3 separate regions of the Homo sapiens genome follow, and all the other regions are linked to region 2. A link is an interaction called in ENCODE POLR2A ChIA-PET data of the cell type or tissue named here. Cell type or tissue: HCT116. All regions are shown on one strand.

What was found. ChIA-PET counts read pairs that join two places held together with the same protein. Peaks named below come from ENCODE experiments on the same cell type or tissue, not always from the same donor. Only the 100,000 strongest peaks of a DNase experiment are listed, where the experiment ranks them.
Region 1: POLR2A ChIA-PET joins it to region 2 with 7 read pairs; 21 of 35 experiments call an interaction of 5 or more read pairs at or near these places.
Region 3: POLR2A ChIA-PET joins it to region 2 with 5 read pairs; 3 of 35 experiments call an interaction of 5 or more read pairs at or near these places.

What each region holds. Positions count from the first base shown.
Region 1 is chr17:64,655,836-64,658,335 of GRCh38, forward strand. The region is part of intron 1 of SMURF2 (SMAD specific E3 ubiquitin protein ligase 2); the gene reads right to left. Among named protein-coding and RNA genes, the nearest start is that of SMURF2, 5.2 kb to the right of the region's middle. In HCT116, no CTCF peak of the experiment used is centred here; no DNase peak of the experiment used is centred here; H3K27ac peaks cover 1,024 bases.
Region 2 is chr17:64,706,313-64,708,812 of GRCh38, forward strand. No RefSeq gene overlaps it. Among named protein-coding and RNA genes, the nearest start is that of SMURF2, 45 kb to the left of the region's middle. RefSeq lists an enhancer at 72-1,271. In HCT116, no CTCF peak of the experiment used is centred here; DNase peaks (open chromatin) are centred at 89 and 1,019; H3K4me3 peaks cover 1,556 bases; H3K27ac peaks cover 2,500 bases.
Region 3 is chr17:64,772,920-64,775,419 of GRCh38, forward strand. It overlaps the pseudogene ARHGAP27P1-BPTFP1-KPNA2P3. Among named protein-coding and RNA genes, the nearest start is that of MIR6080, 6.6 kb to the right of the region's middle. In HCT116, a CTCF peak has its summit at 1,636 (motif pointing left); a DNase peak (open chromatin) is centred at 1,522; H3K4me3 peaks cover 1,889 bases; H3K27ac peaks cover 1,973 bases.

The sequences.
Region 1 (2,500 bases), 50 kb before region 2:
AGTGAGCCAAGATCACGCCACTGTACTCTAGCCTGAGTGACAGAGTGAGACTCCGTCTCTTTAAAAAACTGGCCTAGTGAGAATACTAAACTAAATTATAAAGCTACAATAAAAAAAACAGTATGGCACTGAACAAGAGCTATATCTGACTCTATAACTAATATAACTGAAAAGATACTACATCACTGTGGAAAGGAAGAATTGGTTAATAAATAATGACAAGATGGCTAAATAGCAATTGCAGGGGAAATAGTTTATTAAACCATTTTTTAAAAACATTAAATATAATGTACTTATTTATCAAACTTCTTGGAGAATAAGTTCTTCCAAGTATAGAATAGGAAAAACAAAACAAAAGTTGGACAGATTTTGACTCCTAAGATAACACATTTCTACATGTCCAAACAATGAACAATATTAAAAGACAAATAATTCATCATGGAAATGTTTGTAGCAAATATGACAACAGGTTAATATATTTGTAAGTCTCAGGTAGATCAATAAGAAAAACACTAAGGCTCTAACATAACTAGGACAAGGCCAAACAAGTCAATGAAAATAAATATCATTAGTAAACAGACAGGAAAATATTCTGCTTCACGAATGTTTAAATGGCACATGCCATGAAATTAGCAAAAAATGTAAAATGCAATTAGCTTATACTTATAACAGAATAGTAAAAAGGGACATCTTTATTTACTGCTGCTCTAAATAGGTCCAACTCTTGTAAGAAGCAGCCTAAAGGAAAAATTACTCATGAAACCTTAAAAATATCCACACACTTGAACTCAGTAACACTATTTTTATGGAAGCATCCTAAAAAAAAAGAATCCTTAAAAAAAAAATCAAAGTTACCTACACCAAGATGTTTACAGCAATTATTTGTAATAAAAAATTTGGAAATAAACATTCAAACAAAAAAATCTGAACGATGGTTGCTGTTGAATCTGCTTAACCAGTTATCCTAAAACCAGTCTTCATGGTTCCCATTCCAGTCCATCCTCCATACTGCTCCCAGATTGTGTCTAAACAGCAAATATATTAAAGCTTAAAATCCTGCAATGGTTCCCCCCACCTTAAAAAAAATGAACATCTTGGCAAACTACAGTAAGGTCCAAACTAGGTTGGTCCCTGTCTAGAGCCTCACCTCTTGCCACTCATACCCAATGCATTAGCCATAAAGAACACATGCAGAACTATTCGGAAGTATTTATAGCTCTCCAGCATTCATTAAATAAAATGCCAAAAAGGTCTTAATCCATACTCACACAAGGATGCTGGCTTCATGGCACTTAAAGCATAGGAACAATAAACGCCTACCAGTGGGTTAGGTCTGGTACTAGAAGAGCTTCTTAGAGTCATAGAGGACAGTTCAACTCAGGTCAGGGAAAGTTCTAGGGATAACAGTAATCTTTGAGTTGAGCCTTAAAAGATGGGCAAGTATTGCTAGGGGCGAGGGCATTCATAATTATACTGAGTCATGAATAAAACATTAAGTTCTACTAAGTATGGTCTATTTGAAAAGAGGAGGACATATTACGTCTTTAAGACTCTCACCAAAAAAGGCTCAAATAGGCCAGGCATGGTGGCTCACACCTGTAATCCCAGCACTTTGGAAGGCTGAGGCAGGAGGATCTCCTGAGCACAGAAGTTCAAGACCAGCCTGGGCAACCTGGAGAAACCCCATCTGTACTGGAAAAAAAAAAAAAAGGTAAAAAAATCAGCCAGTCACAGTGGCATGGACCTGTAGTCCCAGCCAGTTGGGAAGCCAAGGTGGGAAAATCACCTGAGCCGGGAGGTCAAGGCTGCAGTAAGCCGGGATTGCTCACTGCACGCTGTTGCCACTGCACTCCAGTGTGGGCAACAGAATGAGATTCTGCCTCAAAAAAAAAAAAGGCTAAAATAAAAATCTTGTATGCCTAAGCATGACCCTTCATTTATCTTTAAAACTGAGTTATGTTAAATGAGATGTTAGTATGTTGTGATAGTAATAGCTCAACCAACAAGAAAAAAGTAAAAGTGATGACTAAAATACACAGACTTTATTACGAATACCAAACTACAAAAAGGACCTTGGCATGTTCTACTGCCTGCCTGAAGAGGGTCAGACTAGAAGACAGAATTTAAAAGAAAAGGAAGGAGCTCAACTACACTGGCTTCCTCCTCAGAAACCAAGAAAATAAAACAAATTGGGGACATTCAAATCACTAACACCTCTAGTATATAAAGTCATTATGGGCCGGGTGCCGTGGCTCATGCCTGTAATCCCAGCACACTGGAAGGCTAAGGCGGGCGGATCACCTGAGGTCCAGAGTTTGAGACCAGCCTGGCCAACGTGGCAAAACCCGTCTCTACTAAAAATACAAAAAAAACCAGCCAGGCGTGGTGGTGGGCGCCTGTAATCCCACCTACTCGGGAGGCTGAGGCAGGAGAATCACTTGAACCCGGGAGGTGGAGGTTGCAGTGGGCCGAGATCAAGCCCTTCAACTCCAGTCAAGAG
Region 2 (2,500 bases):
CGCTTCCCAAAAGATCCTGTTCAAACATAAATCAGAGCCTGTCACTTCTCCATTAAAACCCTCCAGTGGCTTCCTGTATCATGCTGGGTGCAAACCAAAGTCCATACTACCACCCACAAATTGTAGCAAGATACTGCTCCTTTTAGCCACACTGACTTTAACTCCTGTGACGCTCCCGTCCTCACTCCATTCCAGCCATGCTGTTCATCAAACTGGCCTTTCCCCTGTTCATCAAACTGCCCAGGTGAGCTCTTAATCTCAGGAACTTTACACTTTCTCTTCCCACTGCCTAGAATGCCCTTGCCCCAGCTAACTGCCAGCTCACTCCCTTGCCTCTGTCAAGTCTCTACTCGAAATTTCCTTTCTCAGCAAGGACTTTCCCAGCCCCCTGGTTTGACATTTCATACTTCCCCAATGCCTGACATTACATATTGCTTTCCCAGCTTTTTTTCTTTGCTCAGCATTTATCACTATCTCACATGCTATAATTTTTATATCTTTTATCTTGTTTATCAGCTGTCCCTCCCAGCAGAACGTAATTGCTATGAGGACATTGATTTCTATGTTTTGTTTACAACCGTAGCCTGGCATCCAGAACAGGGCTTGGCACATAGTAGGCACTTAATAAATATTTACTGAGTGAATGAATAGATGGCTCCTTGCCCTAGATCTTCTCTTGATTACCTGTGCTTCAGAAGCTGGTGAGAAATCAGCAGAGGTTTCTAAGCACTTCCAATAAGTTGGAGTTGCCAATAGAAACATGTTCCTTCTCTACTCTCCCTCCCTGGCGTGCAGGGACCTGGGAAAAGCAGAGATGCTGATCGATATCTCTGACTGGGAAGGAAGATGGGATTAGGTACTAGAAATAAGAGGAAGGATGTCTCCGCCCGTCTGCTCAGAGGCTGCAATCTGCTTGGCATGCCGCCTGCTCCCAGAAACAGGATGTGTCCAGAGAGGAAGTGACTGCAGACGTGGAGTGGGGGAAAATGCCCCGTGCCTGAGACAGAACACTTGAGGCTAGTCATTCTGGAGCCTTCCAAGGGTCCATTCCTGGGGGATGAGTAAAATCCGCTCCGCAGTCTCACAGTGACTCATTCTGAATGGCGGAGAATCCAAAGCCCTTCCCTAAGTTAGGGCAAAAACAGGTGCTTCCTCCTCTGGGGTTCCCAGCTTGGGTGACTGATGCTGAAGGACAGAGGATGCCCACACACCTTGTTGGAGGCTCTGCAGGAACTGACAAAGAAAATAGCATGGTAGAAAGTCATTTTAACCAATCTTCTCTTCCTTGACTTGAGGTCAGAAGTAGACAAGTCTAGAAGGCCATTGCCCAGGTGTTTCTTAGGAAATCCGCTTCCTGCACCTTCCCCAGTAGCGGGTAAAGAGGCAAGATCGGCCTGACTGAGCCCTGGGGCCTCAAGCTCAGGCAGCCTGGCAGAGGGAGCCCCCTACTTCATTGAGCTGGTCCAGCCCCAAGGCCACAGAGGCTTTTTTTTTTTTTTTTTTTGATATGGAGTCTTGTTCTGTCGCCCAGGCTGGAATGCAGCGACGCAATCTCAGCTCACTGCAACCTCTACCTCCTGGGTTCAAGCAAGTCTCCTGCCTCAGCCTCCCGAGTAGTTGAGACTACAGGTGCCCACCACCATGCCTGGCTAATTTTTGTATTTTTAGTAGAGTCAGTGTTCCACCATGTTGGCCAGGCTGGTCTCAAACTCCTGACCTTAGGTGATCCACTTGCCTCAGCCTCCCAAAGTGCTAGGGTTACAGGTGTGAGCCACCACGCCTGGGTTTTTTTTTTTTTTTTTTTTTTTTTTTTTTTTTTAATTTGAGACAGGGTCTTGCTTTGTCGCCCAGGCTGGAGTGCAGTGGCACCCTTCACCTCCTGGGTTCAAGCGATTCTCCTGCCTCAGCCTTCCGAGTAGTTGGGATTACAGGTGACTGCCACCATGCCCGGCTGATTTTTGTATTTTTAGTAGAGATGGGGTTTCACTATGTTGGCCAGGCTGGTCTCAGACTCCTGACCTCAGGTGATCCATCCACCTCAGCCTCCCAAAGTGCTGGGATTACAGGCGTGAGCCACTGCACCTGGTCTGGCCCAGCCATAAGTCTTATTTTGCAGCCCAAAGAGAGAAAAACAGTCCCTACAGACACTCCCCAGGGGCTCTGCCTTGGTGGGCTCTCAAATTTGGACTCTGCCTGTAGGCCAAAGGGCACTAATGTCATAAAACCCACACCAGGAAGCTTGCGAAGAAAAACAACTTGGCTGTTTAAGAAAAGACCCACAAACACAGTGCCGAACATGGAAATGGACAGAGGCATCGATGCAAGTTTCCAGAAGGGCAGAAAAAGCTAGAAAACTCTCCCAACACTGAGTAACCACAGCAATCTCTAGACAGGTTCTGGGCCTTATGTTTACGATGAAATGCAGGAAGCAGCTCAAAGCCTAGAATGTTATTGTGAGCATTAATATTATGTTCATAAAAGCTGTGGTATTTTTTTCTTC
Region 3 (2,500 bases), 67 kb after region 2:
TGGAAACAGAGCTTCCCAAAATTTAGCAAGAGCACCTGTGCCCCTATGCCCCTGTGCCCCAGAGCCCTAGTCCTGGCAGCCCTATTTCCCCCTCAATATGAACAAACAGCCGCTGACCTCTCACTCCCCGGCACAGATCCAGCTCTGAATCTCCCTAACATTCAGGCATGGAGCCCCGACCGCATTTCTGGTCAGCAGCTACCCCCTGGTCACGATCATGGACTTTCCCATTCCCCAGGGCCTGGCACTGACCACCCATCCAGGCTGGCATTCAGAAGTACTGATGCCCACCCTTCCCTGTACTGGACATAGTCATCTCTAAGAAGGGCAGAGAAAATAGGTCCATGGGAGCTAAGCTATGAGGAGGCAAAGGCCTAAGAATGATATAATGGACTTTGGGGACTTGGGAGTGGGGGAAGGGTGGGAGGGGGGTGAGGGACAAGAGACTACACATTGGGTACAGTGCACACCACTCGGGTGATGGCTGCACCAAAATCTCAGAAATCGCCACTAAAGAACAAACACCACGTGCTCCCCACAACTATTAAAATAAAATAAACATTAAAAAATAGGTCTAGAGTGAGGTCAACTACTGAGGCCTGGGAAGGAAGTGAGGGGGCAGGTGGGGCCCATCTCAGGCCTCTGGGGGCCGAAGGGAGCCAGGGACTAAAGAGGTGAGAACCAGGCGCAGGCTCCAGGGAGACCCCCAGAGACCATGTGGCCTGCAGGGGAGTTGGGGGGGTGTGCAGGGAGATCTCTGGGGGGACAGCAATGTGGGGTGAGGGTGGGAGGGGTACCCAAGAAGCTGCTCTCTCCTAAGTCAGGTCCTAGGCAGGCAGAGGGGCTCTTGGGACAGCCTGGGGCTGCAGGTGAGTCCCTGGGAGGGAGACAGCTGAGGCGGCTGCCCCAGCTGGAGGGTGGGGGTGAGGGTTGTTGGAGGAGGGAGTACAGGCAAGGGGCTAGCTGGAGTCCCCTCAATTTGGACTTAGCTTCCTGCTATTACCAACGCCCCTTGCCAAAGGCTCCCTGGCTGGCCCTGAGTGGGGACAGGTGGGTCTGTCCCGAGGCCAGTTTCTTTCTCTCAATCACAGCGGCCTCGGGCTGCCCTCGGAGTTTGTCCTAGGAAGTGGGTGCTGGGCCTGGATCCAGAGAGGAGGGGCCCCCAGGTGGGTTTTAGGATTTGGGAAAGGGAGGGGAGAGAGTGGAGAAACTGCTGTGGCCGCCCTCTAGTCCCTCAGGGGCAAGGGCTCACTCACAGTTCCCAGCGGAGGAGGAGAAATGAGGGCCCCCGCTCCTTCCAGTCGGGGCTGCCTGCTCAGGTGCGGCGCCTCCAGGGTTGCTTGTATAAGAAGGTGCAGCAGACCGGCTGGAACTTCCCTCCCAGCGGCCAATGCCCCAGCAGCAGGGGCGGGCTCCAGGCCAGCTCCACCCACCTGGGCCTTCCCACTTCTGGGTGGGGATGGTGACTGCACCCTGAGATCCCAGAGCCAGGACCACAGCCATGGGGAAGAGTCTCAGAGGCCCCTTTATTGCACCGCCTTTGGCCTGGCTTCCCAGGGCTCCCTGAGTGGCCTCTTTGGGAGAGAGGAGGAGTCATCCCTGCTTACCTCTCCCTGTCTCCCTGTCTCCCCTCTCAGAAGGGGTTGCTTCTGCCCTCTCCTGGGCAGCAAGAGAACAGGAGACGTCCCTCTCCTGGGACATCAACTCTCCCACCACAGGGCTGGGCACGCAGGATGCTCAGAAGAAGGAGCGCTTGCTTGCCTTCAGCTTGTACTGTTCTTGCTGAGAGGAACAGGGTGGCCAACCCTAAAGGCCACCTGGCTGAAACTGAACCTGCTGGCCAGGGTGGGGCTTGGGGTCAGGGGCCTGGAACTGTCCTGGACACAGCCACTTCCTGGCTGTATGAGCTTCGTCCTGTCACTAAACCTCTCTGAACCTCTGTTTGTACTCAGGGCAAATGGAGGTGCCTACACCTGCCTTCCAAGCTGCTGGGAGCTTAACCCTGGGTTACAAGCCTTTGAGCAAGAGCCCACAGGACTGTTAGCCCCTTTGGGACTGCGTCTTACCACACTTTGTCCCCAGTGTCCAGCACAGTGACCAGCCCACACCAAGTACTCAATATGTGCGATTAGAGTGCATGGGGAGTGACAAGGCTGTGAAACACCATCCATGGCAGGAACTCCTCTGTTCTGGGGGTCCCTGGCCTTGCCCAGTAGCCTGCCCTAAGCCCTGAGCTGCCGCCTGACAGACGGGGGTCCCTATACACTCCCCAGTGCCCCCGTGCCATGCCATCCCCACATCCTGCCCCCTCTGTTCTGCACCCACTTTCTTCCGAGATCCCTTCTCAGCAACAATCTCCTCCCCATCTTCAGCCTCCCCATCTCCTGCCCACCCACCTGAACCTGGGGATGTTTCCATCTATGACCTACACCCCCTCTGGCCACGCTGTGTCTCTCTCTCTCCTTCTGTCTGTTGTCTACACACTCAATTCGCACCCTCA